Linked DNA regions of Mus musculus: all the other regions are linked to region 1. The links are chromatin loops, found by intact Hi-C in ENCODE. Cell type or tissue: heart. All regions are shown on one strand.

Evidence for each region. A loop is a pair of places that touch in the nucleus more often than their neighbours do. Peaks named below come from ENCODE experiments on the same cell type or tissue, not always from the same donor. Only the 100,000 strongest peaks of a DNase experiment are listed, where the experiment ranks them.
Region 2: it touches region 1 in a loop (3-fold over the local background); 15 of 42 quality-filtered maps call a loop at or near these places.
Region 3: it touches region 1 in a loop (3-fold over the local background); 8 of 42 quality-filtered maps call a loop at or near these places.

The regions. Positions count from the first base shown.
Region 1 is chr3:121,422,847-121,430,846 of GRCm38, forward strand. It overlaps Cnn3 (calponin 3, acidic), which reads left to right and starts at 3,695. Exons shown (of 7, transcript NM_028044.2): 1 at 3,695-3,982. The coding sequence starts at 3,926. In heart, CTCF peaks have their summits at 4,221 and 6,549 (motif pointing right); DNase peaks (open chromatin) are centred at 3,465, 4,355, 4,915 and 5,595; H3K4me3 peaks cover 4,353 bases; H3K27ac peaks cover 4,722 bases.
Region 2 is chr3:121,302,579-121,310,578 of GRCm38, forward strand. All of the region lies in intron 2 of Alg14 (asparagine-linked glycosylation 14), which reads left to right. Among named protein-coding and RNA genes, the nearest start is that of Alg14, 15 kb to the left of the region's middle. In heart, CTCF peaks have their summits at 4,298 (motif pointing right) and 7,894; a DNase peak (open chromatin) is centred at 5,183.
Region 3 is chr3:121,361,069-121,369,068 of GRCm38, forward strand. Alg14 (asparagine-linked glycosylation 14) reads left to right here. Exons shown (of 4, transcript NM_024178.3): 4 at 488-2,026. The coding sequence ends at 718. It overlaps Gm33310 (a long non-coding RNA gene), which reads left to right. Exons shown (of 2, transcript XR_376014.3): 2 at 1-200. Gm33363 (a long non-coding RNA gene) reads left to right here and starts at 7,979. Exons shown (of 4, transcript XR_867593.1): 1 at 7,979-8,000. In heart, no CTCF peak of the experiment used is centred here; a DNase peak (open chromatin) is centred at 4,313; H3K27ac peaks cover 303 bases.

The DNA of each region.
Region 1 (8,000 bases):
TGGAAGAGCAGTCCATGCCCTTAACCGCTGAGCCATCTCTCTTGCCCCACTGCCCCAAGCTATTTCTTAAAAAGTTAAACACACACCTTTCACCTGCCAGCCTTTGTTCTTGGAGGTATATATCTAAGAGAAATGAAAGCATGTCTTTGTTAATAGCTTGTTCATGAACGACTGCTGTACCTTTTTTGGTGGACCCTGTTGAGGGGTGGTTTATGATCTCCCAACTTACAATATTGTGAAAGTGACATGCATCTAGTAGAAACTGTACTGCAAATGACAAATTCTTTATATATATATATATATATGCACCCCCAAACACATACATATATACTTAAAGACAGAGAATCTCGACATAGCTCTGACTTCCTGGAACTTGCTATGTAGACAAGCTGGCCTCCAGTTCACAGAGATCTACCCACCTCTGCCTCCCCAGTGCTCACATTCAGTGGGTATACCATCATGCCCTGCCAAATTACAACTTATCTTCTCCCAGGAAAGTGCTAGGTGTTCTAAGGCTTTCTCCCAGTGTCCAGCAGCAGCAGGGATTCACGGCTCCAGCCAACCAGGCAATCCAGACAGTAACCAGCCATTCAGACCTGGTAACTCACACCTGTAATCCTAGCACTTTCGATGACACAGAAGGATTACTGTAAATGGGAGGTCAGCCTGGGCTACAGTGAGTTCTGGGCTAGCTTAGGCTATAGGGTGAGACCCTGTCGAAAAATAAAACAAAAATAAGAGGGCAACCCAGAGAGCAACTGAGGGTGATCCGTGCCCAGAGAGCAACTGTGGGCTGCTCGGCTGTGGTGTTCCATAGGTTAGGTGTGACAATTTTACTTCAATTTATGATATTTTCAATTTACTATGGGTTTATTGGGATGGAACTTCATTAGAAGTCAAAGCACAAAGAAAGATTTGTAATGGCGCCAAACTGTAATCAACTAAAAGATTCATCAGCCAGGAGGCACATCATCAGCACACAGGGTGGCTCTCTGTGCTGAACTACTACTAAATAATAAAAAGGGATGCGCTGAGGATATAGCATACAAAGTGAGTGGATGTAACGATTTGAAATTCTGTTTTTTTAAAAATTATTCTCAGAGTGTCTACAGCATGCCTACGGAGTCAAAAGGACAGGAGTTTGTTCTCTCCTTCCAGCTTTAGTGGGTTCCAGGGATTGAACTCTGGCTGTAAGGCTTGGTTGGCAAGAGCTTTACCCACTGAGCCATCCTGCCCATCCTCAAGATAATTTTGCTAAGTTAAAGAAGGCTGAAGGGTGATGGCTATATCCATTCTCTGGTTGTGATGTGTTTTATGGAGAGGGTGTGTGTGTGTCTCAAAATGTACTTTATCTGTTGTTGTTCAACAGTCTTGCCTCAATTAACAATTACTCTCAATTTTTATTTTTATTTTTTCAAATTTCACTTATTTGCTTTCAAGTGGAGGTCAGGAGATGACTTGATGGAATTGGCTCTCTTCTTCCTCCATGTGGGCTCTGGAAACTCAAGTCGTCAGGCTATGCATCCGGCACCTTTACCACAGATATTTCTTGGCCCACTTAACCCAATTCTAAAAGTCTTTACACCCCTCCCCTCTCTTTCCTTCTTTAGGACCAGCACTGGCTGGTCTTGAACTCACAGTGATCCACACACCTCTACCTCGAGGGCCCTAGGACTGAAGGAGAGCTCCCTCATACCCGCCTCCACATTCACTCTTGAACACAGCACTACTCACTCCCAGCAGCGAGTTAAATTTCCATCGTTGTGACTGCTGCCACTATCAACTGGCAGTATCATTTCACATTACGAACCTTTGAAACTCGGTAGTCCTTAAAGACAACCCTGTTAAGTACTAGAAACCACGCCTTTGATGACAGAACTGAATAACGCCCCCATGCATTCTACCAAGTACGATTTAGGCTAGCCAAGTGACACTGACCACCATTCCTTACCCACTGTGGCCAAACAGAAGCCCTGAGGTTTGGGATTCTAAAGGAGAGCTGGGGGTGGGGGGGTGAGGGTTGTAATTTCGACTTCATATCTGGCTCAAGTATTGGTTCTAAAAAGTGGGTTTGGTCTTGTGGATGACAGAGAGCCACTATCACAGGACTGGAAAAACAGCCCCAACTGCTTGTATCATCATACTGGGTCAGCTGCATCATCTTTCTGCGGAAAGAATGCCCTAATTATTCTGAGTACCTTCAGAAGCAATCAGTAAATCATTGGAAGTTACTTCACGTTTCTGCCCATTTGACTCGTTACTGCTCTATCACATTGCACCTTATAGCGTTGATGAAAAATTCTTTCAGCTGACAGAAATTCTGTGCCTTTTTCTTTTCTCTGTAGCTTAGGCAGACCTCTGGTTCTATCCCAACACAGCAATCCTCTTTGTGCTGGGATAGAGTGCTTGAGACACTATGCCACACTCCCTTATTTCTATCCCAGAAAGGTTCAACTTGGGCTATTTGGGCTTCTCTTTTCCATGCAAGTGGCTGACCCTGGTCCTGTAGTCTCTTCTGGAATGTCAGCTGTATTTGGGAAACATAAACCAACATACTGACACCCAGAGGACTAAAACCTGTCCTAGATGTGCCCCAAGACACCAAGGCAAGCGGTGACACTCTGGAGGCAGTGATAGCTGTCATTATTAGGAATCTCTGAGTTGCAGCCTTCAAGCCACTAAAACGGATCTGAAGTCTACCGAGTAAGTTTTGGGAAAGTGAATGAGCTAATCTTTCAAAGACATATAGCCCAGTGTAGTGCCAGGAACACAGGCAGGGGACAGCGTGCTCTCTGTTCTCACCTTTCCTCTATCAGTTTGCCTTTGAGATCAGAAGAAAGGAAAGGGGACGGAAAAGAATACAGAGTGCTGATTCAAAGAGATTAAAAAACAAACCAAAGCAGGTAGACTTCTCAGTCAAGGCAGTCCTCTAATTAAAAACAAATAAACTACCTAGCCTTTTGGGCTGGCTGAACCCCCGGTGAAGGTGCTTGCCAAGGGCAACTGGTGGGACTCCAGAAAAGGACCCAAAAAGCTGTACCCCCTCCCCCCAAAACCTGGCTGTGCCACAACACTTTCCCAATTTCTTTCGCTCTGCATTCAAAGTTTAGACAGGATGAGCAGGACTTTGGCAAAGAGCGTTGACCGAGGCAGAGGTCAGCCCCACAGGTGCGGCAGCTGCGTGGGGAGGGAGACTTGGCAGATGTCCACGCAGGCCTCCCCCCCCCGCCCCCGGCCTGGCACGTGGATTCGAAGGCTGCTCCCCGGGTTTCCAGCGCAACATCTGGGCGCGCTGTAGCCCGGGAGGAGACGGATGGAGTGGCCGGTCAGCGGCGGGCCAGCTCGGGGAGCTTCCTGTCCCCCTCCACCGTCGGAGCGCCACAGATGCCTGGGAGTTGATGAGAACCAAGGCGGCTGAGAAGCCCCTAGGCGCCGGGGCGGGGCGGTCGCAGCCCGCTGACCAGCGGGGAGGAGGGGCGCCGAGGTCCTAGGTGGCGTGAGGGCGGGGCCGGGGGCTGGGACCCCGCGGGAGGGAGCGCCGCGCCCGCCGCGCTGCCATTGGCCGGGAAGCCTTGGAGCAGGCGAGGGGGGAGGAGGCGGCGCTCATTGGTCGGGCTCGCCGGCCAATCCCTGGAGGCCCGGGGGTGGGTGGGGGGAGACCAGGCTGGGGGCAGAGCGTGCGGAGCCGCGGAGCGGGCAGCGAGCAGGGCAGCCGGTCCCAGTCCAGAGCGACCCGGAGCCTCCGCGGGACTCGAGTCCTAGCGAACCTCGAAGCATCATCCGCGTCCGTCTGCGGCGTTCGGGCTTCTCCGGCGCCGCGCAGGGGAGCGAGCTCGTGCATCACCCGCGCGGCCGCCGCTGGGGCTAAGAGCAGGGACACCGAGGGTGACTGACCGCTAGAACTCTTCCAGTCGTCCAAACAGCCATGACCCACTTCAACAAGGGCCCTTCCTACGGGCTCTCCGCCGAAGTTAAGAACAAGGTACGCGCGCGGGCGGGCTGGGGGTTTGCCGCGGCGGTGGGGGCGCTGGGAGCCGCCGCGGAGAGACGTCGAGGCTGCGGGAGAGAGAGATGCTCCTCGGCTCGCGGAGCCTGGCTCGCACGCGTTGGTGCTGGCTTTGTTCCCGCGCCGCGGCCCCGGCGGGCGGTGGGGGTTCCCGGACGCCTGGAGTCCCGCAGCGCCGCAGGGCCCGCTCCAAGGCTGTAGGGTGCGCCCCTCCGGGAAGGGGGCGCTCCTGAGTGGCCTGTGGCCCTTAGGCGGGGCCCTGCCTTACGGCTGGGTCTCCGGGAGTTGCCGCCCCCGCCATCCGCCTGGGCTGGGGCTGCCGCGGGACCCTGCGTCTCCTCCCATTCCATCCTGGCCCCCTCCTCCCACAAGCGAAGTTGGGCGGTTACGTGGCCAACCCGGGCCCCTCATTGTTCCTTTCCTCCTCCTCCTCCATGGGAGAGTGTCCCGCCGACCCCTGGGACCCGCGGGCGGAAAGGGAGCCCGTCGGTGGTGCCTTGATGCAATCGCCGCTGGTGCGGGAAGCCCAGACAAAGCCTGAACGCGCAGCCTGCGAGCCGGATCAGCTGTAGATGAGAGACTTAGAAATGCAATCCTGAGAAGTTTGCAGCGCGTTGAATTGTCACGATATCTCGGCAGGGTCGCTTTTGTTCGAGGTTTATTTGCTGTGGCGGGTTGCAATTTTGGAGTGATTGGAATCTGGCTGCGTTGCTTTGCTGTGTACTCATCTCAAGAATGCACCAGGGTTTATCTTTCAGACTTTTGGCCTGGAAAAGAGATGAGAGGCGCCCCCCTCCCCAAATCCTCTCTTTCCTTCCTCCCTGCCTGCATTCCAAGTCCATGACATCAGGGGTTTCGGGGAGTGGGGGTGACCAGCCAATCGGCGTGGAACTGCGCACAGACCGCTCATTGTCTCCCTTTTGCTGTTCCGGCCAAAGCGCCACAAAGGAGGGCTGCTGTGGTTTAATTCCCATTAACTTCCCGGGAGCCGAAGCATGTCAGGATTGTCACCAAGCTGTCCCACCTCCGGTAGAATAGTTTGGCATCATCAGGGCTACGAACACCCCTGGAGTTGCGGGTGGCTGGGGTGTGAAGGGAATTTCATAGAAGTAATGAAGCGTACCGTTGTTAGACCCAAGCGAGAGTGGTTTATTCTTTCCTGATGTATCTAGCGCACCCCTTTGTAGTTCATCTAGAAGATTCTAAACAGTCTTTGAAGCTAGGGACTAAATTTTATTCTGTGTTCAAAAATTGTAATCTTTGGGGGTTTTTAACCTTTTCAAATGTTTTGTCTGTATAAAAGTTTTCCTAAAGAGGCAGAAAAGTTAGTTTGGACGACAGCACTCACCAACTGAAAACTTTCTTGCAAAATAGCGGTCCTTCGAAGTTTATAGCTCCAGCTTTAGGAAGTTAAGGGCGTTGGCGTGTGAGAACTGGGTGGTTTGTGCCCGGTGCCGCTGGGCGCATGATTTGCAATTCCCTCTGGGATTCTGGCGCCCACTGAGTCTCTTTACCTTTGCATTGTAAATGAGGGACTGGTGACTTTGGCAGCCCTACAAGTGACTTGACTTTTCCTGGTTCTTGGTATCCAAGCTGGCTTTCTTTTTGCTGACTGGAGTCATTGCTTCTCCCCCTTGTAGTTCATATTGAGCCAACAACTCCAGGAAATGCAGAGACTCAGGCTGGATGGATCACTGTAACTGTAAGAGTTGGAAACAGTAACTCCTCAGGGTTTTTTGGTTTTTTTTCTTGTTGTTTTCGAGACAGGGTTTCTCTGTCTAGCCCTGGCTGTCCTGGAACTCACTTTGTAGACCAGGCTGGCCTCGAACTCAGAAATCCACCTGCCTCTGCCTCCCTAGTGCTGGGATTCAAGGTGTGAGCTACCACGCCCGGCAACTCCTCAGTTTTTTTAAGACACTTTGGAATGTTGTTAAGGCTGGAGGGATTAAACGCCAAGCCCATTTAAAAGAACGAAATAAAACGAAACATCCCCATTCATTTATGTAGGGGTGTCACCCAGGACCCTTTCCTAAAAATTCCTTTTGATCTCCCCAGAAGAGGTGCTCTGTGATGTGGGAGCACCCCTGGGTTTTCTGATCAGGGTGTGACTGGCCCAAGGTCACTGAAGAAACTTAGAGTATTCTAAGAATTTCAACAAGCAGTGTCTTAGTTAAGCACTTAGGTTCAACCCCAGGACCGGTTGCCTGCCCCCGCCCATCCCCTATTTCGGTCATCCACCTGTTACTACTTGACATTGTAACGATTCCTGTAATGATATTTATCATCTGTTCTGGGCCCTGAAACCAAATCTTCATGCTTGAATGAGATGTTGGTTTTTGGCCAAGGGTGTAGGATTGTTGGACAAAAAGGATAGGATGTACGGAAACACGGATTTGACATTATATCTTTACAGTCACGCCTGCTTTTTTTTTTTATCATGTGTAATTTATGACTTGATTAAACACCAGAATTTTGTTTTACCATTTTGTGTGTATGGGTGTTTTGTTTGCATCTATGTACGTGTACTGTGGGCCTACAGTGCCTGCCTCTGAAGGCCAGAAGAGGGCTTTGCATTCCCTGGAGCTGGAGTTGAGGATTTGAACCACCAGGTCGGTCCTGGTTGGGGGGGGGGGGGGTAAGATCTAACCCAGGTTCTCTGCAAGAGCAACAGTACTTGTAAGTATTTAACTGTAGCTCCAGTCCCCCTAATTTTGTGTCTTAAAATATCATTTAAGTCTTGAGGAGGTAGTGTGGAGTGAAGAGTTCAGCAGATGTAAATTCTAGGTCCCCCTTGGCCAGTTCCTGCTTCTGATGATGTGGGCTGTCTGTTGGCATCCCGATCAACCAAGTGGAAGAAAATATTACCATCCCTGAAATACGTTGTCTTGGAGGAGCGGCTGCTTCTATTGTTCAGTGACTGTCTTGTGAGTGTCAGCTCTTAGTCAGAGGGGCTTGTTGGCTGTTTCCTTTCTTGAGTTGTCTGTCTGCTCTCTTAAGTAACCACTTTGTATCCCAAAGCTTATACTGGTGAAAGCAGTCCACTAGTGGATTGAAGGAATCTTTGATCTTAAATACTTACAATCAGTAAAATTCCTAGGCAGCATCTTTGAAAATAACATTTATCTGGAAAGATGCCAATGCATTGCAGAAACATATAAGCTTCTTTAAAAGGGCAGGGGGGGTGGCGGCAAGAAAATATGAAAACCTGGATTAGAAAAAAATAGACTTGTTGCGTTGCGAACACATTCGCTGTTTCTGCTTTGCTTTTTTGAGACTGATTATCACTGAGTTAAGGCTGGTCTTGAATTCATTTTCCAAGAATGATCTGGAACTCCTGATCCTGCCCCCGCCTCCCAGTTGAGAGCTGGGATTACAGATATGCACACACCGTAACTGGCCAGTCTTTTCTCTTTTATTTTATTTATTTGTTTGTTTATTATATGTAAGTACACTGTAGCTGTCATCAGACACACCCGAAGAGGGCATCAGATCTCATCACGGATGGTTGTGAACCACCATGTGGTTGCTGGGATTTGAACTGAGGACCTTCGGAAGAACAGATGGTGCTCTTAACCTTTGAGCCATCTCTCCAGCCCCCGGCCAGTCTTTAAATAACAATAAAAGAAAGAGACAATAAAAGGATCAGTGCCAGTGATCTCCACTGAATCCAAAGGGGGCCCTGGGAGTAGAAGGGGACCCCTGAGGGAGGATGGATTCCCTCATAGATACTGTCCCAGTTAAACAGGCTCTGTGTGGACTAGAAGAGAAAAAAAGAAACTGAAAACACAGTAAAACCAACAGATCCTCTAAGGAAGAGCAACATTTCCTGATGGTTGGGTCTAAACAAAATGTTGGAGCCAGGAAAGCTGGCCTGGGGCGGATGTCTCAGACCCTATAGCTCTCTGGGTAGAGGTGGGAGGGAACCAGCTGGATTGGAAGGGTGTGGTGCCGCAGTGGCTTTGCCTCCATGGGCTTTCTTGGTGGAGGCTGAGTG
Region 2 (8,000 bases), 120 kb before region 1:
ATCCGCCTCTGTATTTGTAAGGCTCTGGCAGGGCCTCTCAGGAGACAGCTATATCAGGCTCCTTTCAGCAAGCATTTCTTGGCATTCACAATAGTGTTTGGGGTTTGGTGACTGTATATGGGATAGATCCTCAGGTGGGGCAGTCTCTGGATGGCTTTTCCTTCAGTCTCTGCTCTACACTTTGTCTCCACATTTGCTCCTGTGAGTATTTTTCCCCCTTCTAAGAAGAACTGAAGCACCCACACTTTGCTCTTCCTTCTTGAGCTTCATGTGGTCTGTGAATTGTACCTTGGGTATTCCGAATTTTTGGGCTAATATCCACTTATCAGTGAATGCATACTGTGTGTGTTCTTTTGTGATTGGGTTACCTCACTCAGGATGATACTTTCTAGTTCCATCCATTTGCCTAAGAATTTCATGAAGCCATTGTTTTTAATAGCTGAGTAATACTCCATTGTGTAAATGTACCACATTTTCTGTATCCATTCCTCTGTTGAAAGACATCTAGGTTCTTTCCAGCTTCTGGCTATTATAAATAAGGCTGCTATGAACATAGTGGAGCATGTGTCCTAGTTATATGTTGGAGAATATTTTGGGTACATGCCCAGGAGTGATATAGGTGGGTCTACAGGTAATACCATGTCCAGTTTTCTGAGGAACTATCAGACTGATTTCCAGAGTGGTTATACCAGCTTGCAATCCCACCAGCAATGAAGGAGTGTTCCTCTTTCTCCACATCCTCACCAGCATCTGCTGTCAGCTGAGTTTTTGATCTTAGCCAGTCTGACTGGTGTGAGATGGAATCTCCGGGGTTGTTTCAATTTGCATTTCCCTGATGACTAAGGATGTTGAACATTTCTTTAGGTGTTTCTCTGCCATCTGATATTCCTCGGCCATCCGATATTCCTCAGTTGAAAATTCTTTGTTTAGTTCTGTGTCCCATTTTTTAATAGGGTTATTTGTTTCTCTGGAGTCTAACTTCTTGAGTTCTTTGTATATATTAGATATTAGCCCTCTATCGGATGTAGGGTTGGTAAAGATCTTTTCCCAATCTGCTGGTTGCCTTTTTGTCTTATTGACAGTGTCCTTTGCCTTACAGAAGCTTTGCAATTTTATGAGGTCCCATTTGTGGATTCTTGATCTTACAACACAAGCCATTGGTGTTCTGTTCAGGAATTTTTCCCTATGCCCATATGCTCGAGGCTCTTTCCTACTTTCTCTTCTATTAGTTTCATTGTATCTGGTTTTATGTGGAGGTCCTTGATCCACTGGGACTTGAGCTTTGTACAAGGAGGTAAGAGTGGGTCGATACGCATTTTTCTACATGCTGACTGCCAGTTGAACCAACACCATTTGTTTAAAATGCTGTCTTTTTTCCACTGGATGGTTTTAGCTCCTTTGTCAAATATCCAGTGACCCTAGGTGTGTGGGTTCATTTCTGTGTCTCCAACTCTATTCCATTGATGTTCCTGCCTGTCTCTATACCAATATCATACAGGTTTTATCACTATTGCTCTGTAGTACAGCTTGAGGTCAGGCATGGTGATTCCCCCAGAAGTTCCTTTATTGTTGAGAATAGTTTTGGCTATTCTGGGTTTTCCCAGAATAAAATAAATAAATTTGCAAATTGCTCTTTCTAACTCTAAAGAATTGAGATGGAATTTTGATGGGGATTGCATTGAATCTGTAGATTGCTTTTGGCAAGATGACCACTTTTACTATATTAATCTTGCCAATCCATGACCATGGGAGATCTTTCCATCTTCTGAGATCTTCTTCAATTTCTTTCTTCAGAGTCTTGAAGTTCTTGTCATACAGATCTTTCACATGCTTGGTTAGAGTCATACCTAGGTATTTTATATATTACAATAGTCATTGTAAAGGGTGTTATTTCCCAAATTTCTTTCTCAGCCTGTTTATCCTTTGAGTAGAGGAAGGCTACTGATTTGTTTGAGTTAATTTTATATCTAGCCACTTTGCTGAAATTGTTTATCAGCTTAAGGAGTTCTCTGGTGGAATTTTTGAAGCACTTAAGTATACAGTCATATCATCTGTAAATAGTGATATTTTGACTTCTTCCTTTCCAATTTGTATCCCTTTGACCTCCTTTTGTTGTCTAATTGCTCTAGCTAGAACTTCAAGTACTATATTGAGTAGATAGGGAGAGAGTGGGCAGCCTTGTCTAGTCCTGATTGTAGTGAGATTGCTTCAGGTTTCTCTCCATTGAGTTTGATGTTGGCTACAGGTTTGCTGTATATTACTTTTACTAGGTTTAGGTATGGGCCTTGAATTCCTGATCTTTCCAAGACTTTTAACATGAAGGGATGCTGAATTTTGTCAGATGCTTTTCCAGCATCTAATGAAATGATCATGTAGTGTTTTCTTTGAGTTTGTTTATATTGTAGATTACGTTGATGGATTTCCATATATTGAACCATCCCTGCATCTCTGGGATGAAGCCTACTTGATCATGGTGAATGATCGTTTTGATGTGTTCTTAGATTCGGTTGGCAAGAATCTTATTGAGTATTTTTGCATGAATGTTCATAAGGGAAATTGGTCTGAAGTTCTCTTTCTTTGTTTGGTCTTTGTGTGATTTAGGTATAAGCATAATTGTGGCTTATAGTACAAATTGGGTAGTGTTCCTTCTGTTTCTATTTTGTGGAATAATTTGAAGAGTATTGGTATTAGGTCTTCTTTGAATTCTGATAGAATTCTGCACTAAACCCCTCTGGTCCTGGGATTTTTTTGGTTGGGAAACTTAATGATTGCTTCTATTTCTTTAGGAGGTTATGGGACTGTTTAGATGGTTTATCGGAACCTGTTTTAACTTTGGCACCTGGTATCTGTCTAGAAAATTGTCCATTTCTTCCAGATTTTCTAATTTTGCTCAGTATAAGCAATTAGTAGGATGTGATGATTTTTTTTTTTAATTTCTAGGAAGGGACTTTTAATACAAGGAAATAGCATGGGCACAGCATTGAGATCTTACCATGACATATTAAATATGATACAAATAAAGGTACAGGCATATTCTTGATGTTTAAAACTGGTATTTTTACACACACCCACATTTAACATTAAAACAATCAAAATCATTTTGATTTTTTGTTTTTGTTTGTTTGTTTTTTGTTGTTTTGTTGTTTATGGGGTTTTTTTTTTTGGTTTTGGTTTTGGTTTTGGTTTTTCAAGACAGGGTTTCTCTGTATAGCCCTGGCTGTCCTGGAACTCACTTTGTAGACCAGGCTGGCCTTGAACTCAGAAATCTGCCTTCCTCTGCCTCCTGAGTGCTGGAATTAAAGGCGTGTGCCACCACGCCCGGCTTTTTTGTTTTTAACAGGGTCTCTTATGTAACTATGGCTGTCCTAGAATTCCCTATGTAGACCAGGCTGACCTGAACTTACAGAGATCCACCTGCCTCTGCCTCCTGAGTGTGAGTGGCAAAACTCTTGTCTTTTAGAACACTTTATTCAGCTATAAGTATTTGCCCCACTTGACAGGAATGGTCTGTTAACAGAATCAACCCAAGACCACTCCTTCTATCATGAACCCCACTCAGCTGCAGCGAGAAGATAGTCATACAAGACACAATGTAACTGTAAGTTCATCAGAAGATGAACAGCGCTGTGAAGGTTACATGGGCAGGAGCAGTGGAATGAATGCAGCTGCTCACTGGGCCTGGGGAAGAGGACACTGAGAAGAAGGCTGTTTCAGCACAAGGCACATACATCACAAAGCCACGGAGGGGAGCAATGCTATGTTATGGTCCAGTGGCAGAATTCAGAGTGGAAGGACAGAGGCTGATGGAAGGCAGGCAGAGCAACATATGACATCGAATGCAGTTCCTGTCTCACTGAGGGTCTTGGGGGTCACTGGATGAACGTGCTTAGTTGTGTGGTAGGGTCTGACGCCCGAGTTACAGCTTCTCCTTGTACTGCAAAGCGCAAACAACGCCAAGAATCTGGGGACTCCTGCAGCCTCCCAGCTGGCTTGCACTAGTCAGGGTATAAGGAGGGCAAACAGTTGGACTGTTTTTTAGATTTGTTGTTGTTGTTGTTGTTGTTATTGTTGTTGTTGTTGTTGTTCTTTGTAGCCTTGGCTGTCCTGGAACTCACTCTGTAGGCCATGCTGGGCTCAAACTCACAGAACCACCTGCCTCTGTCTCCCGAGTGCTGGAATCAAAGCCGTGCACCACCATCTGCCTAGCAGATTTAATGTATCTGAAAATTACAACCTGCATATCTGTGTATGTACCATGTGCATGCCTGGTGCCCCTGGTGGTCAGAAGAGGTCACTGGATCCACTGGAACTGAAGTTACCAATGTCTGCGAACTATCATGTAGGGGCTGGCCATTGAACCCAAGTTCTCTGCAAGAGCAACGACGAGCACTCTTACCCACCGAGGCTTCTCTCCGGTACCTTTATCACTTTGACAAAAGTAGAGTTAGCAGACTTTCCAGGAAGATCTGATAGGAATTCGAGGAGAAAAGGGGTGACTTAGGAGCTTAATGTAGGCAATTATAAGAATACTATCGTTGGCCTGGTCAGCTGACGGCTCCGTGGCTAAGAGTACTCGCTGCTCCTGCAGAAGACCCAGCTAGTTTCCAGTAACCACATGGTGTCTTAACAACCATCTATAACTCCCAGTTCCAGAGGATGGGACCTCGTCCCCTCTTATGATCCCCATGAGATTGACACCAGTCATGAACATGGCTCACATTCACAGATACAGGTAAAACGTTGATACACAGAAAACAAAATACGTAAGTCTTAAAAGTCGGGGGACGGGAGGGAAACGAACATGTGTGTGTGTGTGTGTGTGTGAAGAGTACTGTTGCTTTGCCATCACGCTCTGGGAAGTCTGTCTACGTGCCTCTAAGTGTCTTGTATCACCCAGACTTGTCCAGCCGCCTCCACCGTGGCTGGAAGAGTTGGTGTTCTGCGGGTGCTTCTTGCACTCAGGCAAAGCTTTCCTAAGCCCTACACATTTGCTTGCTCTCTCCTTCTTACTCCCCTGGCCGCCCTTGACCACTTCAATCCCTTGTTCTCTTCCATTCAACACACTTTCCTCCCTTAAAGACTTGAAGAATGTTCTTGGGAGGTCCCTCCAGTGGGTTGATGAAGAATTTCTATTGTACTCTCCCTCTGCAGACAAGATGGCTGTGTTTGCTGCCATTCCTCCATCCTGCCACCAGGTGGCAGCATACTACAGGCCATTGAGCTGTTGACCAGAAATGGCCAGAAACTATCAGTGCTACAGACTGATCTGGTCAGGGTTAGACAGGAGAGTCTTCTACTCCCTTTTTTTGGAGGTCAAAATCATACATCTCTGTTAGATATTATTGTCATTTCTTCTTTTTTAGATTGCCTTTTCTTGAGTTAGAACACATTACATAACTCAAGAGTCAACCTTCCACCTGCAGGAAGTTTGTATTCCAGATGTTCTCCACAGGGCTGGGAACATACGTAGTTCAGGGTTAGGATGCGTCTGTAGGATGCACAACTGCTCGCATTTGGTCCCCAGCATGACAGAAAAAGGACTTTTTCCACTCAAACCCCTTGCTGCAGTTCTGTTATATTTATTTCAGTTTACTTCAGACGTGCTTCTTTGTCTAAGCAAGGAAGTAGCGCGAATCTGTGCCTTCCCACAATAAAATGTTTCTTGCGTGTGTTTGGTGGATATGCATACGGGGGGTGGAGGGGTGTTGTGTGCAAGTGTGTGAGTGTACCAGACTAGTAGCCAGCAATCCTGTCTCTATCTACCCCACCCCCCAATGCCATTGGGGTACAGAAATCACAACCAGTTTGTTACACAGGTGCACAGCACTCTGAACCATCTCTCTATCCCTATACTATTTCTCGAAAACTATAAAGTAGCTGCTAATTGAGCAGTTTTGTTTTCCGAATTTTTGCTGAGTTTTGTGCACAATATAAAGCAAGCAGGTGCCTCCCCTGCTCGGTGCATCTGGAAAGGAAGGCATCAGAGTGGGAAGCTGGAGTCGACTGGCAATGGGCTTGAGGGATGGCTCTGTCAGTAACTGGCTGCGCTGTAGCGGGAGGACCTGAGTTTGGGTCCTCGGCATCCACATAGCAAACTGGACAGTGCCGCACGTGCCTGTAATCTGTGCAGGGTGTGCAGAGATGGGCTGCTTCTTGGAGCTCGCTGGCTGGCTGGCCGGCCTAGTCAAATTGGTGAGCTTCAGGTTCAGTGAGAGACATTTGAGGAAGACACTCCACGTTGTCCTCTGATCTACACACAGACACCACCCCCACCATACACACACACACACACACACACACACACACACACACAAACACATATCAACACCACCACCACCACATCCCCCACAGCCCCCCACCCCTACAGGTTTATAAGAGCACCACTGAGCAGTGTCAGTAAAAGTCACCATCAACTTCTCTGACGCCTGCATTGCCACACAGCAGGGGCGAAGCCTTCATAGAGACCAACTGTGCTCTCAGACCCTCCACTTTCAGGTAGAAGACCAGAGCCACAACCCTGAGCTATGAAGGTGTTAGCCATCGTGTTACCATGACAACTGAGGACAGGGTGAGATGGTACCTAGGAAACAGGGGCTTCAGCAGAACGAATGCCTTCCCTGGCCCCTAATGCTTACCATTTAGGTCTATTCTCTGCATCATTTCCCAGAATATCCCATTTATATCTTCCAGGCAAGGAATTAATTAAAGATTAATTTTGAAGAAAGTAGTTTGCCCACAGAACAAAACTACGAGGTCTAACACGTGGGTCCCGTTTGCTTTTTACATTTTATTGCCTTCATATGCTCCCACATCATTCATTAACATGAGCTAGGCGTTCTACTGTCCTGGCTGTTGACTTAGGGGCCTCATAACTTCGTATCTAGGGGAGAATGTGCTGTGTATTATGGGATGCTTACCAGCAACCCTGGCCTTTTCCACCAAATGCAATGAATACCTTCCACCCCATGCACACCCACCAGCCGCGAACAGCCCTGCACGTCTCCAGTTATTGTTCTGTGGTCTAAGGAAGAGGGTTCCCCCTCTCTTGCTTGAAAACCAGTGGTTTGAGCTGATAACTACTGACTGTCAGATACTAGCATAAGAAAAACCCAAACCAGCAATCAGCAAAAGGAATTTTGAGAAAAGGGGAGGGGTTGGGGAAGCTTAAAAGAAAACAGTTATTTTCAAAGAAATGAGAGGTTATCATGTCCCCAGGAATAAGATCTAATTTTTTAAGAATTCAAAAACATTCTGAGTAGGGTTTTTTTTTATTGTTATTAAATTTTTTATTGCAAGAATGAAAACGAAATCTACAAAGCACTGGACAGTCACACTGAAGATTCTGCGATAAGCTATAAGAAACATTGAAAAACCAAGAGTAAGCACATTAGACAGTCAGACTGTGTCTCTAAGGATGTCCCAGAAAAGGCAAGGCAGAGGAGAAAAGGTCCAAACAAACAGACGGCCTAGGGAAAGTCCCCAGACCCAGAAGGACATGGCCTTCAAAGTCAAAAGGGCTGGAAGAGGTCCAGTCCAACTGTAGCCACAACAAGGTAAAGTCATCTAAGGTCTCAAAAGGCATGACAAAGAGAAGATACCAAAAGCTTCCAGAAAAACCAAACAGGAAGGGGGTCAGTACAGATCCAAACAGAGCAGAGGCGCGCCAACGGAAGTAACCACTTATTCACATGGAGTATTTATTTACTAAAAGAACGCAAACTATAACATAGTTAGAAGTGTGTGTGCGCACCCGCACGCGTGTGTTTGGAAACACAGAAGTTTGGGTACTGTATTCTTGTTTCTTGTTCTTTAAATTGTTTGGTTTGGATGTAACTCTGGAAGTCTAATGGTTGCAAGATCCATGAAATGGCTCCTCTAAAACAGACTTGGTGATCTTCCACATACAACTTTCCACAAGGTGGGGTGCTGCCTTCATAGATGACCGAGACTTCCTGTCTTCTTGAGACTTTGACTTGAATGCGTTTGGTGTCTACTACTAA
Region 3 (8,000 bases), 62 kb before region 1:
GGGTGGAGAGAGACAGATGTGGGACTCCAGAGCTAGCCAGCCAGTTAACCAAAATGGCGAGCCCCAGATTTGATGAGAGACCCCGTCTCAAAATATAAAGTAGGAAACAGTAAAAGGAGACTCCCGGTGTTAACATCTGGCCTCTAGCCTCTACATATACACACATGATTGAGCATAACCCCACGGAGAGGGAGAGACAAGACAGAGATGAAGAAAAAGGGAGAAAGAGAGAGAGAAGCAGATGAAGTTAAGCGATTCACCTCAAGTCACACAGCTGGCAAGCAAGAGAGCCAAGACTTCAAAGCTCCACATGACTCCTGACTACACTGCCTTCAGTACACACTGTCTTATCCGTGTTCTTAGAAGAAAGACTTAACTGGATTAATAAATCTCCTGCTAAGATTAGGGTTTTAAATTCAGAATGGCCCACTAAAAACGGTTTTCTGTATTTTGATTTGGTCTTTTTGTTTGTTTGTTTGTTTTTAAGGTGCTGTGTAATGGACCAGGAACATGCGTCCCTATCTGTGTGTCCGCCCTGCTTCTTGGGATACTTGGAGTGAAGAAAGTGATCATCGTCTATGTCGAGAGCATCTGCCGAGTGGAGACGCTATCCCTGTCAGGGAAGATCCTGAGGCACCTCTCCGACTACTTCATTGTTCAGTGGCCCACTCTCAAGGAGAAGTACCCCAAGTCTGTGTACCTGGGGCGAATTGTTTGACAAATGGCAACCCTAAGTCTTGAGAACATTACAAGTACCGATAATATTTACTATATACTATCTTTACTATAAAGTTTTTCAAAGGTCAAGGAAATATCAATGGTAAAGAATTTAAAATGTACAAATAACTCAATGAAGAAAGACAAACTTTAGCATATAATACCCATCAAGTAGCTATGTCTGCACACGAAAACATTTTTCTAAATAAAAGTACATATAACACTACTAACACTACTCACAGGTTCTCTTGGGACTCTTTGTTTGTTTGTTTGTTTTTAATGGTTTTAGAGCTTTATTGTAGAAAGGTAGGGATAAAGAGAGAAGGTAAAAAGAGGGAGAGAGGCCAGCCCTGGCCACGTGGAGAGAGGGGGAAGGGAGAGAGAGAAGGAGGGCTCTACAGAGATGAGAGTAAGAAAGGTGAGAGCTTTAAAAGCTCTCTTGGGACTCTTACAGCTGTGGGGTTTTAGTTTGGTTTTTTTTTTTTTTTTCTCTTAACCTAAATATAGAGTGTGTATGTTTAGTAACATTTCCTGTTTTACAGCTTTAAATAAAACAAAAGTGTTCTCCATTATAAAAAGAAAGTACAGGATAAGGCAGGTTGGAGGCAGGTATTATCAGTGTGATCCCTCTCTCAGGAGGCGAGGGAGGAGGATCAGGAGTTGTTGGTGTAAGGAGTGGGGACAGGGAAGTAAGGAAAAGGGGGTTGCTTAAGAGCAAGGCATCCCTTTGGTCCTGTTCAGACTTGTCAGGCTTTACTCCTTCTGGGGAAGCCTCTTAGTGAGCTATCTCAGCCTAAAGGAAGCATGAGCTATCTCAGCCTAAAGGAAGCATGAGCTATCTCAGCCTAAAGGAAGCATGAGCTATCTCAGCCTAAAGGAAGCATGAGCTATCTCAGCCTAAAGGAAGCAAGAGCTATCTCAGCCTAAAGGACTCATGAGCTATCTCAGCCTAAAGGAAGCAAGAGCTATCTCAGCATAAAGGAAGCAGTTTGTTAAACTGGTTTCATGTCCATTTACACTCCACAGACTTCCAGATCTCTGACTGTAAACAAGAGTCTTTCTTTATTCTTCAGTCTGCTTGATGTGTTGTTGGCCTGGATCCAGACTGTATTTTAATATCTGTTTGGTTAAAATATTGGCAGTGTCTTCATAATAAATGTATGATTCTATTGGTCAGGAATCTAAATTTTCAAAACATGAAGAAAAAGCTTTTTTTTCCCCCAATGGCTGTAATTGTCTCTAGCTTTTTGAGATGCTTATGTCTGCCTGGTGGAGGGTGTATTAATAAACATTTATGTAGTGCTTGCTGAATGCCAGGTATTTTAAGCACTTTTCAGATAACACCTAATTCAATCTGGAAGGAATCAATGAGATAGAGACTCTTACTGTCCCTGTTGTCCTGACTTGTCCAGGATCACATGACTAGGAAATAACAAAGCCAGATATGAGCCTAGGTAGGCCTGCTTGAGAATGGTCCAGTTTCATGAGTTTGTGGACTGTGTCAGACTCATGAAGGTCCCTCCACGTTGCTTTCAATCTTTGATTTTTTTTTGTCTTCTGTTATTGTTGTTGTTGTTATTATTGGTAGTAGTAGTAGTAGTAGTTGTTGTTGTTGTTGTTGTTGTTGTTGTTGTTGTTACTGGCTGCCGCCATTTTCTGGTGCTAGAGATTAAGCCAAGCATCTCCCACCATGTTAGACAAACACTTGGCCTCTCAGCTCCACCCTCTAGCATCTTGCTGATTTTAAATAGGAACTCACACTCTAGACCTCACAAATTATGTAGCTGGTTCTACTTGAAACTGCGTCCCTGACAGAACCATGTCTGTGACAGAAGTTCCTCAGTGGCCAGAAATGTTTGACTCCTACCTATAGCAAAGCCAGAGGAAATGCAAAAACATTCCCATTTAGTGCTTGATTTTATGGGTTTTGATCTTAAATATTCTGCTGTATCCGTATGATATAGATGTAGTAAAGAAATGAGGACTGGGCCAGCAGATATGGGCTGAGCAGGTAAAGGTGCCTGTCACTCACCCTACAACTGAAGTTCAATCCCCAGGGCCTGTAAGTAAAGATCCCAGGTAAAGGAGAGAAGTGACTTTTGTGAGTTGTCTTCTGATCTTCATACACTCGCTTTGGCACTTGCAATCTACATACTAGGAAACGAGCAAGTGGAATCTCTCCCCAGAAGAAATGGAAACGGATTAATAAAGATACTGGTAGTATTCAAAAGAGTCATGACCATCCAGGACGATGTGGAGTTGAGGTGCCCTCAGGCTGACCCGGCCTGCTGGTGAAAGCCTGTAACCTGGAACTATTCAGGAAGCTGAGGCAGGAGGATGACAGGTTCCAGGAGTGACTAGACTAGAGAGCAATTCAAGAGTAGCCCAGGTGACTTCGAAATTCCTTTTTCAAAATAAAGATGTTTTTTCATGATAGAGTATTTACCTGGTGTGGGTAAATCCCTAAATTCAACCCCCGGCACCAAAAAATAAATAAATAAATAAAATACAATGCTAAGGCTAATATGGGCCTTCCTATTCTTTTAGCATGTTCCTTCCCTGAATTGACCGGTACATCTGTCACCAACTCTTTTCTTTAGCTTGGGACTAGAAACAAGACACCCTAGACTATGCATAAATGTACTGTCCTTGGGACACCAACCAGTGGCTTGCTTGCTTTGAGCTTAGTCCTTGAATGTCAGGCATTAGCTGGTAACACTGCCCTCTTGACCTGGAATAGCAGGCAGCAGATTACGGTAGCTTAACAGGGTCAGAGATGAAATGAGCTTCTTTGCTAGAGAGAAAACAGTGTTCTTCGGTGGCAGCAGGGTATGCATTTGGTTCATATTAGAGTCATTCTGTCTGTGTGCTTTATTCCTAAGTGGCCTTGGCTAAAGCGGCTGCATTCAGACCCATTGATGCCTATCAGGACTGTACCGTAGCTTCCCTCAGCCCACAGATACTCCTATTGCAAAGGGTCTCAGGTCAGGGAGAAGGAAGTATACTAAAGGTGTCCTGTATCCTAAATGCCTGCAGGGCCTACTTAGTGACGAGCCTGCAGTGCCAGGGAAGAGTCTCTGTACGGTATCACTGAAAGCTAGGAACTGTTTCCCCGGCTTCAGTCTGCTGCGCACACTCAGAGTCAGAGTAAAAACACTTGTTACCGTGCGTGCTGCTTGCTCTAGATTATTCTGTAAGCCTGTACATGCCCTGCCGCATGTACTCTTACAGAGCCAGATGCACTGGCCAGAGGTGGCTGCTTTGAGGTTATAGTAAGAGACGGTTTCCTTGCCGTGCCTTTTTCTACCGGTTGCAGAGAAATGTTCTAGTTTCAACTTGAAATGAAGATCACTAGGTAGCTTGTTCTTTTGTGCTTCTCTTGGAACACTCCGGAATGAACCTTTTTATAGTCTGAGACCCCGTTTATGCCAAACGAACTGAACCAGCCTTCAGACGAGAGGCAGGGAAACCACACATCCTGCCCACACCTACTTCCCTGGAGATTTTTATCTACCATTCAACTATCCCGAAAAGGGCTCAGCAGCCTTCCAGGTCAGAAGGTTTGTTTCAGAAAGGATGCCCAGAAGTCATGGCAGGAAGCTCACGCCTGGAACGGAGGGCACTGCATTCCATGTCAACAACAAGAACATTGTCGGACTTTAAACTGGATACCAAGAGGGCCTTGCCACAAAAGGCCAAGCTTTCTTTTACAAAAGCAACTTAAGCATATTACCTTCTGACACAGCAAGTTAAGATTAGGAAGCCTGTCCCCTTACTGTATGCACTGTGTCTTAGGCTGAGTCAGTGCATTTCGTTTTTTTATAAAGCCCCATCTATCTGCTAAAAGGAGAGATGGGGGTAACCCCCGTGCAAGTAAGTGCAGATGAATACCCGAAGCTGACAAGGTTTCTTCCGCAGTCTTTTGAGGCAGAGTCTGTCTTGAAGCTCTCTCTCCCACTCAGCAAAGCCTATGAGCCCCTGGACTCCTCTCCATGTCTAGCACTGAAATACAGGCCCACACCACCACTCCAGGCTTTTGTGTGTATTCCAGGGCGTCTGAATTCAGGTTCCCAGTCTTGCATGCAGACACTGTATCACCTCCCTCCCCAGCCCTGACTAAAAGGGGTTTGTTGGCATTGCAGCGTTGTGTACCTTTAGTCACAGATAGGAACATCTCTTAAGTGTTAAGCATCATACAGTGATAGGACAATTGTCTAGCATCATAAAGCCTGATTCAACTATAACACCCAAGGGGAAAAGAGAAAAAAATTAGTATTGCCAGGACTTCCCGTATCCTTTCTTCTTTCTTTGGCATGGCCTTTACTGTTCTCTCATTCGCTGAATTTGTCTGTTGATTCTGCCATTGACATACTACCTACCATATGTCTACCCATTCCTTTTCAGTCCCATGGTACACACACACACACACACACACACACACACCTGGGTACTGGGTAAGTGCTCTGCCATAGTGCTATCTCCTGATCCTCCATGGCCACAACTTAAATGCAGCTCAACATAAATATCTGATTTGATTGACACATCTTTCTTAAGGTGTTAAAGCACAGAGAGTCTAAATAAATTACTAAATATTATATAGCCAGACATGGTTTGTGACTATGTCCCCAGCACTCAGGAATCTGAAACAGCAAGGGTAGCCTGGGCTACATATCTTATCTCAAAAATACCAAACAAAACATGATATAAACTAGAAAATAAAAGAGCCTGGATTTGACCCAGATTTCTTTAGCATCTAATACATGTTTGCTTTAAAAACAAACAAACAAACAAATAAACAAACAAAAAACCTCTTCAATACTGAGGTTTGAATCTAGGAGTGTATAGCTACATTTCCAATCCCAGACTTACTTACACAGTACTAGTAAGGAATAAGCAGGGTGCTATGAAGGAGTGGATTGTGTTCTCACTGCTCTGGAAAGAGCTATCAGGGAGAGCTTCAGAAAAAGACATTTTAGCTGAGATTTGAAAGGCCATGTTAAAATATCTATATTAGTCAGGGTTCTCTAGAGTCACAGAACATATGGAATGAATCTCTCTTTTTATATAAATTATATAAAATATTACATATATATGTATGTATATATATGTGTATATATATATATACACACACACATATACACACACACAGAGAGGGGTGGAAAGAGTTATTGGAATGACTTACAGGCTGCAGTCCAACTAATCCAACAATGGGCAGCTGTGACTGGGAAGCCCAAGAATCTAGTAGCTGCTCAGTCCCACAAGGCTAGGTGTCTCAGCTGGTCTCCTGTATATGATAGAATCCCAAAGAAGCAAGCCCCAATGCCAGTGAAGGAATGGATGTGTTAGCAAGGTGAGGGCAAGCAGGCAAAGAGAAACCAAAAGCTTCCTTCTTCCATGTCTTTATATAGGCTCCCAGCAGAAGGTGTGGCCCAGATTAAAGGTGTGTCTTCCCACCTGAAGATCTGGACTAAAGGCATGTGTCATCACAAGATCTGGGTCACAGGAGTGTCCTCCATTTCTGGATTGTAGTTCATTCCAGATGTAGTCAAGTTGACAACCAATAATACCCATCACACTGTCTTCTCTTTCAAACTTAAATTTCACCTCCATAGTCTTCCTGGTCTCCTAGAGCGCAGTTTGGGTTGCTTCTCCAGAGAACTCTGTGACACGGCCATTTGCAAGCAAGGTTACCATGGAGTTTCCTACCTTTTGGCTAGGCCATGTGCTCAAAAACTTCTGTGGAAGGATCACATTACTAACTTCATTCATAGGGTTTTCGTTTGTTTGTTTGCTTGCTTCAGAGACAGCATAACATCCTAATGTGGTCCCCTTGTTCTGCAGTTGACAATACTCACACTATGATTCTGAACAAAATACTGACATTAATTAAACACATAAGTTCATATACATCCAGACTTGGTCCAGGCCTGCTCCGGTGATGGTTCATTCTGGAGCTTTTTAGTCTTACTTACTATACATTTAGCATTCTCAAAGTTCCCAGTGAGATTCTACTTGTGAGCCTCATTTATCAGTATTTACCCTGCAAGGATATATTCGATTAACAGCCATGATGTCATCATGTATAATGGGATCTGGAAACTCTAATAATAATAAGGAGAAGGAAGAAGAAGAAGAGGAGGAGAAGAAGGAGGAAGAGGAGGAGGAGGAGGAATATAATAATAAAAATGTGGAAGGGTTGGTGAGATGGCTCAGCGGTTAAGAGCATTGACGACACACACCTTTAATCCCAGCACTTGGGAGGCAGCGGCAGGTGGATTTCTGAGTTCGAAGCCAGCCTGGTCTACAAAGTGAATTCCAGGACAGCCGGGGCTACACAGAAAAACCCTGTCTCAAAAAAAAAAAAAAAGTCCTGAGTTCAAATCCCAGCCACCACACGGTGGCTCACAACCATCTGTAATGAGATCGGATGCCCTCTTCTGGTGTGTCTGAAGACAGCTACAGTGTACTTATGTATAATAATAAATAAATCTAAAAAAAAAAAAAAAAAAGGAATGTGGGAAGAGGGCAGGCAGATAACACGGCAGGATTTCTGTGAAGATGATTTTGACCTCATGGATTCCTGAGGTCACAACGCCAAGTGTCTCTGAGGGCCCAGCCTGAGAAATGCTGCTCTAAATGACATCAAAGCAATACTTTCTCTGGTACCTGTTACTCAGCTGCTGATTTGTGAATTCATTTATTTCTACCTAGCAAGTTTCCACAAAATTAGTGACCTGAAAAATATATTTGCGGTCTGTCTTAGTTATTTTTCTGTTGCTATGACAAAACGTATGACTGAGAAAAGTTATAAAGGAAAGTGTTTAATGGGGCTTACAGTTTCAGAGGCTTTGAGTTCATGTGGCAAAGCAAAGGCATGGGGAAGGAACAGCTGAGAGTTCACTTCTTGGTCCACAAGAAGCAGGCAGAGAAAGAACACTTGGTCTCTTAAAACCTCAAAGCCACCCCCAGTGACTCACCTTCCACAACAAAGCCACACCTCCTAATCCTTTCCAAACCGTTCCACCAATGGGGACCAAGTATGCAAATATCTGAGAGCCTATTGGGGCATTGTCACTCACACCACCACAGGAGCTCATTGGCATAATGCTTTTTTTTGGGGGGGGGCGGGGCGGTTCAAGACAGGGTTTCTGTGTAGCCCTGGCTGTCCTGGAACTCACTCTGTAGACCAGGCTGGCCTCGAACTTAGAAATCTGCCTGCCTCCTTCCCCCCCCCCCGCGCCCCCCCCCCCGAGTGCTGGGATTAAAGGTGTGCGCCACTACCA